Regions from separate parts of the Homo sapiens genome. Here region 2 is linked to region 1. Evidence: read pairs that join two places in POLR2A ChIA-PET (ENCODE). Cell type or tissue: CD4-positive, alpha-beta T cell. All regions are shown on one strand. Each heading gives the region's core, and the rest is flanking DNA. Links, peaks and the distances in the headings are about the cores only. Region 1 overlaps INPP4A (inositol polyphosphate-4-phosphatase type I A). Region 2 holds the start of LINC02611 (long intergenic non-protein coding RNA 2611).

Region 1 (5,372 bases), core at 313-5,312:
GGATTTCATTCCCCTTCCTTCCTTTATTACCCTCCCCTAGTGGCACCTTATAAATTTTCTGTTTTCAGCCATACATGGTGGCTCATACCTGAAATCCTAGCGCTTTGGGAGGTCAAGGTGAGAGGATCATTTGAGGCCAGGGGTTCAAGACCACCCTGGGTAACAAAGCAAGACCCCCATCCCTACAAAAAAATAAAAAATAAAATTTAGGCATGGTAAGGCATTTCTGTACTCCCAACTACTCAGAACCCTGAGGTGGGAGGATCACTTAAGTCCAGGAGTTCAAGGCTGCAATGAGCTATGATTACATGGCTGTACTCCAGACTAGACAACAGAGCAAGACCCTGTCTCAATCAATCAATCAATCAATAAAATTGTTTTCTTTACTGAGACATTAAAATTGGTATATCTAAGGATCTCACTTTCTTACTGTAAAACCTCAAAGTTTTACTATTAGTCCACTAAGATTTACTCAGGGTTATTACAAATTCAATTAGTTCATGGTCTCACTGAGTTGGAAAGTATGCTAAGCACTATCATTCATAAATAATTGTAAAACTTAGTTGTGGAACTCGACAAAGATGAGGCTGAACTTACGGCCTGTTCAACCAACAGGCTGTACTCTAAAAGCCCATTTATAAGTTATCTGGAACCCAGAGAACATTTCATTTCATGTAAAATTACCACTAAGTTGGTACTTAAGTTCCCAAGAAATAAATAACTATTAGACAGTTAATAACTAATAGATAACTATTAAATAGAGAACTAGATAATAATTAGATAATAGATAATTATCTATAACTAATAGATAACTATTCAACTCATTTGTCCTTTTCTAATTTAAAATCAGAAAAACGTTATTATGGTGCAAGAAAATCAAGTGTGTGTTGTGTGTGCATATACAGACAAGAAAATCAAATGCAAGTGTATGTGTGGGATGTATATGCAAAAACTCTAACTTAAGGAAAAGAAGCTTCACATCAAGAACACAGAAGTTAAATCCATGGAGGCTGAGAAGATAATTTCCACTCAGTTCCAAGGGCAAAGGACACTGATGATGCTAGGTTCACTGGACCTGTTGTCCCCACATGTGGACGGTGTCGCTAACATTGCTGACAGCTTCACAGTCTTAACAGCAACATAATAGGGGAAAGGAGAAAGCGTTTAAACAGATGTAGAGACCAAGTTAACAGTGTGATGAATCATCAGCAGATGAGGGGGACGGAGGGGCAAGTGTGGCACAGGCACAAGAGGACAATGTTTGTCCCCTCCAAACTCCACACTGAAATTTAATCCCGAATGTCAGAAGTGGGGCCTAATGGGAAGTATTTGGGTCATGGGGGCAGATCCCTCATGTATACATTAATGCCCTCCCCCAACCACCCCCCGCTTTGAGGGTGCGTGAGTTCTCACTCCGTTGGTTCCCACAAGAGCTGGCTGTGAAAAGAGCCTGGGACACCACCACCACCACCCGCTCCCTTCCTTCCTCTCTCGCCATGTGAGCTCAGCACACGACAGCTCCCCTTCACCTTCCACCACGAGTAGAAGCAGCCTGAGGCCTCACCAGATGCAGATGTCCAGTCTTGAACCTTCCAGCCATCAGAATTGTGAGCCAAGTAAACCTCTTTTCTTTAAAAACTACCCAGCCTCAGGTATTCTTTTATAGCAGCACAAAACAGACTAAGAGAACATCCAAGAGGAAAAGAAAAAGGCCCTTTCCCGGCTACTCTAAGAAACTCGGCATTCAGAAGCCTGGTGTAGTTATTCAGGGACTGCCCAAAAAATACATAAGTGTGAGACAAGCATTCATAAAGAAAACGAGATGGAAATAAAACTCTGGGTCCCCACCAGAAAGAAGACAGATAGACATCATCACCTGTGAGTGCCCTCCTCTCTCTCCTGTGAGTTTGGCGATGGGTCTATCCCCTCCAAGGCCTACCTGGCATAACCATAAGTGAGGGTTTTATGCACAGAAAGACCTCTGAAACCTCTGCCACCAACCAGCTGGGTGACAACTTCTCTGAGCCGCAATTCTCTCACGGGTAAAATGGGATGACAGACACTTATCATTCAAGGTGTCCAGAGGATTAAATGAAGTGCTGCATGCTGAGGCACAGCACAGCAACGACGCTTAGTGAAATTCCAAAAATGCCGGTGACTCATTGTAATCTGTGATAGGGAATGTCTGTCACCCCCTTGAGCCAACAGGTGCTGGTGCACAGTGAGTGCTCTACAGGGTTAGCTTAAAAAACATAACAAGGCCGGGCACGGTGGCTCACGCCTGTAATCCCAGCACTTTGGAAGGCCAAGGCGGGCAGATTGCTTGAGGTCAAGAGTTCAAGACCAACCTGGCCAACATGGTGAAACCCCATCTCTATTAAAAATACAAAAATTAGCTGTGCATGGTGGCGTACGCCTGTAGTCCCAGCTACTCAAGAGGCTGAGGCAGGAGAATCGCTTGAATCCAGGAGACAGAGGTTGCAGTGAGCAGAGATCACGCCACTGCATTCCAGCCTGGGCAACAGAGTGAGACTCCATCTCAAAAAAACAAAAAAACAAAAAACAAAACAAAACAAAAAACGTAACAAGAAGGTCCCTTCCTAAGCTACTGGGGGGAGGGCTGGAGTGAGACTTGTGGCAGATGGAGCAGAGACTGAGCAAGGTGGGCAGGGCCAGCCTGGGCACACAGCCAGAGAGGAAGGGGGAGGGCGCTAGAGTGAGACCCAAGCCACCGTCTGCTCAAGTACTGCGCCGAAACCAGGGTGGAGCCGGGAGGAAAAACCACAGGCCCTCACAGGAACAGGGGCTCAGCCAGAGAGTTGAAAAACTCTTTTTTCAAACCCATGTAACAACATAGTAAAATGACAGGGGATTATCTGTTCACCAAGTGAGTGCCCAGCAACATGACAAAATGACCCCAGAGTCAGCTACCCCAGAGTCTGGGAGAGGAAAGGACCATGGCCACCCCTAGGCCTCCCCAAGCCTCAGCTTCCTCATTAAGCCCACTGTATGTGGGACAGTATGGTCCTCATCAGGCTGCTGTGAGGTATGGCAGGTCAAATAATGCCCCCTGCAAAAGAGGTTCACGTTCAAATCCTTGGAACCTATTAATGTTACCTTATACAGCAAAGGATTTGCAGACTCAATTAAGTTTCGAATCTTGAGATGAGATTATCCTAGATTACACTGGTAGGCCCCAAATGCCATCACAAATGTCCTTATATGAAGGCAGGAGATTTCGGAGAGAAGAGAGGGCCGTGTGACAGAAGCAGAGAGAAGCGGAGTCACGGAGAGAAGATGTTACCCTGCTGGTGTGAAGATGAGGAAGGGGCCGGCAGCCGAGGCAAGCCAGCAGCCACAGAATGGATTCCGCCCTAAGCTACTGGAGGGAACATGGCCTTGCCCACAGCTTGATTCAGCCCAGTGATTCTGGAGGCCAGAACAGTGAGAGAATAAGTTCCTTTCGCTTTAAGCCACCGAGTTTGTTACAGCAACCACAGGAAGCTAATACAAGGGATTAAAAGGGAAGTGGATACAAAGCAATCAGCACGCTATCTGGCACGTGGTAGGAACTCGAGAATCCCCATTAGTGAAGGACAGTTCCTGACATCCTCCCTGGGCCACCAACCCATCCTCAAAAGCTGTGTGAAAACCTACAACCTTGTACTGCAATAACGAGCTCTGTACTCTGCTCACAAAAGCTCCTTCGTGTGTATCGTCTCAGTTGATTCTGTCCTAAAAAGGAGTTTCCAAGGTTGTCCAAGGACTCTCGGCTTGTCACATATAAATACAACACTGCCACAGGCCTTGTCTTCAACATTCAGTTCAATTAGTTAAAATATTTCACAGGATGGCCTCTGCTGATATCTCATGGAGCAGACCCTCCTGATCTCAGGCATCATGAGCTGTGATCAGGGCCATCTTACCTTGCAGAAACACAGCACAAGTACTTCTCTCAGCCACAGGCCTTGCAACTGTCAACAGAGAAGCTGGTGCCGAGTTCTGACATGGGAACTGAGAACTCTGCCCCTGTCAGGGCAGACATGGCAGAAGAAGAGGCTGGGCAGGCAAAAAAAGACACTGGCTAGCACTTGACCTTCCAAACTGCTTTTCAGCTTGACTCATGCAAAGAGGTTTATCTCTCCCCTAAACCCCCTGCTTTTTGTTTCTTCAGCCCTTGCTCTGTGCACCCCCACTCTCGATTTTCCTCTTTGAGGAGCGAGTCCCAAGTGTCGAAACCCACCATGTGCAATAATTCCACTTCCTCCGTCGTGCTCGGCCTCCATCATGCAGACCCTGGGGCCTCAGCTTCCCCTGGGTTGCTGCGAGGATGTGGCCCCATGAATCTGACGGCTCTCCTGCCCTCCCCTCTGCCCCATTTTGTTCGAGACTCAGGGCTGTGCTGTCCCAACCTTCCCCAGCCTGTGCAAGATTTGAAGACTGTCCCCTTCATCAAGCCACAGCAGCCCTCAGCCACAAAGAGCTCAGGGTGGAGCCTCAAAACCTCAAGAGTATCTTAAAGAAAAAATGAAGAAAAAGAAGAAGCCTATTCACTTCCTAAAAACAGCCATCTGCAGGCCCTCTGAGATATCTTTTTTGCACCCATTCTTCTACAAGCTTCTGCCAGCGCCAGGTTCACTGGGTGGAGACCGTGTACCCTAAGCCAACTGACTACTGACCACTATCAGGCAGGAGACAAGGGCTGTGCACGGAGCGAGCAGAGACTGGAGGAAAAGCTGCCTCAGCATTCCTCAGCCCCTGGCACCGCATGCAGCAGACCCTAGGGCTAACAGCTCACACCTACCAGACCTTCACTTGACCATGGACGCTCATGGCTCTGGTCTGCCCTAAATCCCGCACAGGGGCTTGTAAGCAGTCTCGCAGGCACATGCCTGTGAGCCCTCCGCAGGTGGCTACTACTTCCTGCTCTCCTACAGACAGACCCCAGGGCCAGCTCCACAAGTCAATTCCTTTGTGCCTGAAAACTACCTGCTGCGTGAGTGAATGAGAAGGGGCAGGTGTGCTCCCAGTTGGTAACTTTGCATCACCTCGCCTGTGATGAATGACCATGCCATATCACAGATTCAGAAACTGAAGACCACCAACCAACATGACTCCAAAATGTACGTGCAACGTGCTGCCCAGGCCGTTGCCTTCCCTCTGAGATGTAGAGCACCTTGGTTGGAACAGCTGAAATGCTGGGAGGGCATGGCCAGAACCAGCCTCAGCGAGACACCATCACAGCTGAAATGTAGACTTCCACACAAGCACTGTGTGTTCCTGGGCCTGGCTGTCATTAAGGTCCCTGCAGAACCATCTGCCCTTGCACCTGCAGCTTGAGTTGGCCGCTTGATAGGCCAGGCAGAGGAAAG
Region 2 (5,372 bases), core at 60-5,059, 310 kb before region 1:
GAGTAAGCAGGAGAAGCCCTGCTGAGGTCTGGATGTTGATGTCCCCCCAAATTCCTATGTTGAAGCCTAACACCCGTGTGCTGGTGTTAGGAGGTGGGGCGTTTGAGAGCTGGTTAGGTCATGAGGGTGGGGCCCTGATGAATGGGATAGGTTCCTACAAGAAGAGGCCCCAGGGAGCCCCCTCGCCCCTTCCACCATGGGAGGACACAGACAGAAGTCACCATCTATGAACCAGAAATTGGGCCCTCACCAGACACTAAATCTGCCCCTTAATCATGAACTTCCAGACCTCCAGAAGTGTGAAAAATAAGCATGTTGTTTATAGGCCACACAGTCTATGGTATTTCAGTATTGAAGCCCGAACCACCCAAGGCAGGTATGGCATCCACCATCTTGCAGGAAGTGGATGAAGGGGAGGGGCAAGGGAGGGTGGAGGAGGGGAGCCGGCGCTGAGACCCAAACCAAGAGCAAGGGCAAGCTGAGGGGCGGGGGCATTGTTGGAGACCATGCTTAGGCATTTAGAATTTATTCTAAAATCCATGAAAACTTGCTGAAAATTTTTGTTTTCATCTATGTGACATTGCTATCATCTGTATGCTAACAACTCCCACCTTTATTTCCTCCCAGACCTCTGTTCTGAACGCCATGTGCCTCCCCTGGTCTCTGGAAGTCCAGTAGGCACCTGTACATCTAGACACCTCCCCTGCACACAAATCTGCTCTTCCTATGACAGTCCCTGTGTCATTGTCATAAGAGATACATTTGATTCTCCACCCTGGTTCTGGCACGAGAACTCTAAAAGCCTTGGGATTTCCTAAGAGATGAGGGTGAGAGGAATGTCTTTTGTTATTCAAGATGAGCCCCTTCTAACCATACCTGAGTTTATAGTGAGCTCCTAGAGAGCCTCAGGTGGGAGTGGTTGCCACAGGAACCAACCTCGTGACTACAGGGTTAGCACTTTCAGCTCCCCCGTCTCCCTTCCAAGGAGATGAGAAGGACTGGAGGTTGAGGTACATACCAATGCCCAGTGTTTTAATCTACCATGCCTAAGGGATGTGACCTCCACAAAACTCTTCAGGGACAGGGCTGGAGAGCTTCCGGGCTGGTGAGCACAGGGAGGTGCTGGGATGGTGGCGCATCCAGAGAGAGCCTGGACACTCCGCAACAGTCACCCCGATGCCTTGCCCAGGGCAGTCCTTCTCTGCTGCCCCTGAGTTACATCCTAATCATAAACCAGTATGTGTAAGTAAAATGTTTTCCTGAGTTCTGTGAGCTGTTCTAAACCTGAGGAGCAGTTTGTGGGAACCACCAGTTTGTAGTCCATTGGTCAGACGTCTGGGAGGCCTAGGCCTTGCAACTGGCCTCTGAAGTGGGGGCAGCCTTGCAGGACAGAGCTCTTAACCTGTAGGACCTGAGGCTGATGGATGGTGTCAAAACTGAATTGAATCGTAGGACAACCAGTTGGTGTCGGGAGAGCTGGAGAACTGGTTAGTGTGAGGTAAAAACCCACACACTTGGTGTCAGAAGTTAGAACAGAAATGATTCAAAGTCCCTGTGTCAGTGAATGCTTTGTCTCCGCCTGGATGCCTGTGCCAGGCACCTGGGAATCACCACACACCCTCCACATTCGGTGCGTGCCCTTGTCTGTGGGTTCCGCTCCACAAGCCACCACAAATGTATCCAGGTCTGTGCACCTCTGCTCTCACCAGCCTGGCCCCAGCCTGGCCCCAGCCCAGCCTCCCTGAGCCACTGCAGCAGTCTCCCAGAGGCTCAAAAGTGGTGCTTAAGACTTGCATTTGAGAAAGATGGGTTTTGGATAAATGTGGAGGATGGACTGGGGGCCAGTGAGAAGGGGACAAGGGATAGTTTCAGCAACCCGTTCCTTCATGTGTTCACTGAAGTCATGATGCACCGTGAGGGCCTGCTGTGGGCCAAAGCCTGGGAGGGGACTGGGGATAGAGAATGGAGTGTCACCCACAGAGAGAAGAGGTTCATTGGGCGGGGAGACGGCTGAAGTTGCCAAGAGAGAGCTCAAAGGGAGGCAGGGCTGAGGCCAGAAACCCTAAGGGATGGATCAAGGAGAGGAATTGAGGAAGGACAGAGAGCAGGAGCATATGGACAGAGGAGAGGCAGAAGCCGGGCTCTGCAGGGCTGTGGAAGCTGGAGGAGTAGGTTGTCCCAGAGTCCCGTACCCCTGGGGATCCAGGAAGGTAAGAGGGAAGTCAGCAACAAGGAGGTGGGAGAGGTTCCTCGGCATGTGGGGCGGAAGCCAGACTGTGGTGATTGAGAAATGTGTAGGGGTGGAAAAGTGGCTGCAAGGCACGACCACAGGCGGGAGAGCCGACTGTGAAATCTGCAGGAATTTTCTGAGCCAGGCGCCAAACACAGCCAGTGTTAAAAATTAAATGATGAAAACTTACAGTTAAATAGGTTACATAGAGACAAAGCAATAAATACTGAAAACTCATCTCTTCCTAGTTTGTTACCTTCTACCAATAGCTATTCCCCTGAGATAATGTCCATCCATTGTGTCCCTGTGGTGAGAATGCTATATGTGAGTGATTACTCACGTCTATGCATCTCTTCCAACTCTGCGTGTCGTGTTATCTCACTGGTGGCTTGAAATTGGCTGTGATGGGAGTATTTACACCACAGAAACCAGCAAATTCCTCAAATCAGACCTTTTTATTCCCAGAGAGTCAGTTGTGAAACGTTTACCAGCACCACTGGAGGAGTGAGATCAGAGCACTTTCAGTAAGAGAGCAGTGGCACGTTAGCAAATGGAAGGGAGAAAAAGACAGCAGCAAACGTGGACAGGTTTGCGGGCTTTGTGGCAGGGAAGTGAGCGCGTTGCCTCTGATGACTTTCATTTCTCTCAGTTACACTGAGGTGAGGCCAACTGCTCTGTGTGTGGAAGCCAGAGAAGAAAGCAGCACAGAACAGATGCAAACCAAGGAGGCTGGAAGATAAGAGCAGAGCCATCAGGACACGAGCCCCTCGCGGGTATGAAACAGGAGTCGTGGGAGCAAATTAGTAGGTGCACTGCATGGAGGGACGGAAGGGGCAGGGAGGAGCATCTGAATGTAAGATTTCAGAGAAGCTCATTTTGTCAGCATTTCAGAGCTTCCTGTGTGCAGCATGGATCTAAAGCTGGTGGATGCAGGGGGGTGAACAAGACAACATCTTCACTTCCTGCATGCTGATGGCAGAAGTGAGACATCAGCGAAGAAACATCACGATCACCAAATTACGATGAACACCATGGAGGAAACAAAGGACACTGTGACACCAAGGAAGGAAGGGAGGTTACTTTTCATAGTGGCTGTAAATAGAACTGAAGGCTGAAAAACAGCTGTTAAAATGGCTTGTTTGTTTGAAGATGAATGAGAGTACACAATAAAAGGTAATTCTCCCTCCCATCCCCAATGCCAGCTTCCCTGTTTCTCTCCCCAGAAGCAGCCATGGTTCATCACATCCATTTCCAGAGGTATCCTAGGAGCAAGCTGTATGAGGAACCGGGGAAAGAGGAGCATGTGCAAAGGCCCTGGGGTGGAAAGGGCCTGCTGTGCTCTGAGCTGCAGCAGAGCTTCTCAAGCCTTAATTTGCATTTGAATCACCCAGGGATCTTGCTGAAATCCTGATTCCTGATTCAGTAGGTCTGGAGAGGGCTTGAGATTTCTAACAAGCTCCAGGTAATGCTGAGGTGCCTGATCCAGATCTCACTTAGAGTATTAAATAAAGTCCTAGGGGATCGTTAGAGATCAATCCAGCCAGAAATGTCATAGGAGAGGGAAGAACAGGTCAAGACAGGGCTGCACAGACAGGTGGGGCGGCTCAGTCGGGGTCTCTGTGCAGTAAGAAGCGTGGGTGTTATTCTAAGTGCGACAGGAACTCACTGAAAAGCTTTGTGCAGACTGGGGTTGGGAGTGGCGTTACATGATCTACTTATTCTTTCTAAATCACTCTATCTGCTGGTTGGGCAGGCAAAGTGACAGTGGGAGATCCACTGGGAGGCTACTGCACAAATCTCAGCCAGAGGTGACAGTGACAGGACCCATGTGATGACCGGGAAGATGGACGGAAGTGGGCAGACCCCAGGGGTATTTTTTTTTTTTTTTTTTTGAGACGGAGTCTTGCTCTGTCACCCAGGCTGGAGTGCGGTGGCGCGATCCTGGCTCACTGCAAGCTCCGCCTCCCAGGTTCACATCATTCTCCTGCCTCAGCCTCCTGAGTAGCTGGGACTACAGGCGCCCACCACCACGCCCGGCTAATTTCGTGTGTGTGTGTGTGTGTGTGTGTGTGTGTGTGTGTGTGTGTGTGTTTGGTAGAGATGGGGTTTCACCGTGTTAGCCAGGATGGTCTCGATCTCCTGACCTCATGATCCGCCCACCTCGGCCTCCCAGAGTGCTGGGATGACAGGCGTGAGCCACCGCGCCCGGCCCCTAGGGGTATTTTTAAGGTGGAACCGAAAGAACTCATGGATGGGTTGGATATGGGGAGTGAGGGAAAAGGAAGCATCAAGGACGCCTCTTGGGGTTGTGTCTTGAGCAAGCGAGCAGCCTGGGCCAGCATTTACTGAGGCGGAGGGAGGAGCAGGGAGATTGAGAAGCCTGCACGTCACCAAGCAGAGATGTCAAGAAGACCTCGGGGCGGGGGTGGGGGGGGGGGGCGGGGGGCAGGGGCGTGGGCATGTGTGAGGCTGGGGCTCCGAGGAAGGTCTTGGCGTGGAATATAAGTTGGGAGTTGTCAGTAGAGGCATTTTCCAAGGCTATGAGAATGTGCTGTAGAGAAGAGCAGGAGCTCTAGGATGAACCCTGATGGGCATGATCCCTAGGGATTGGGTAGAAGAACAAGCGACCAGAGGGGCGCGGAGGGAGGCTGCAGGCGGCTTTGCCAGCAGGATTTGAAATGAGGAGATTTTATCAGGGCTAACTCAAAGGGTTTGCATTTCACCTTTTGCCCCCTCTTGCATAAATGGCGTCATTTGAAAAGAGAAGAGACGGGAAGGAGGGGGAGTCAGGAACGCGGGCGAAGCGCATCTGCCTGGTTCTGGTGAGACCAGCCCGGCAACTGTCAAGTCATCCCTGCTTAATAACACCTGCTGGAAGGACAAAGGAAAGAGCTGCTGGCACCGAGTCACATGTCCACACAAACCACAGAGCGGGCCGTAGATGCCAAGCCCTTCCCCTTCCCACCCTGTACCTGTTCTTCATGTTAATCTATTACTCTAATAATTTATTCATTGTGTAGCAAATGATCATTTTCCTATCATTTGTTTATTACTATTTTTACTTTCATTATCACGTTAGATTTTCACACATGGGAGCATATGGGGGACATATTTGTTTATTAGTTTATAACCTAAAATGAAT

The links. ChIA-PET counts read pairs that join two places held together with the same protein. Peaks named below come from ENCODE experiments on the same cell type or tissue, not always from the same donor. Only the 100,000 strongest peaks of a DNase experiment are listed, where the experiment ranks them.
Region 2: POLR2A ChIA-PET joins it to region 1 with 13 read pairs; 4 of 35 experiments call an interaction of 5 or more read pairs at or near these places.

Annotation. Positions count from the first base shown.
Region 1 is chr2:98,463,233-98,468,604 of GRCh38, reverse strand. The region is part of intron 1 of INPP4A (inositol polyphosphate-4-phosphatase type I A); the gene reads right to left. Among named protein-coding and RNA genes, the nearest start is that of INPP4A, 21 kb to the right of the region's middle. RefSeq lists enhancers at 2,187-2,751, 2,850-3,159, 3,170-3,309, 4,560-4,609, 4,796-5,311. In CD4-positive, alpha-beta T cell, for the core only: no CTCF peak of the experiment used is centred there; DNase peaks (open chromatin) are centred at 2,684, 3,504, 3,964, 4,454 and 2 weaker places; H3K4me3 peaks cover 3,475 bases; H3K27ac peaks cover 4,798 bases.
Region 2 is chr2:98,769,650-98,775,021 of GRCh38, reverse strand. LINC02611 (long intergenic non-protein coding RNA 2611) reads left to right here and starts at 3,124. Exons shown (of 4, transcript NR_126337.1): 1 at 3,124-3,403. RefSeq lists enhancers at 1-338, 644-1,144, 1,145-1,645, 3,782-4,282, 4,283-4,783. In CD4-positive, alpha-beta T cell, for the core only: no CTCF peak of the experiment used is centred there; DNase peaks (open chromatin) are centred at 3,171, 3,951, 4,581 and 5,021; H3K4me3 peaks cover 2,859 bases; H3K27ac peaks cover 4,861 bases.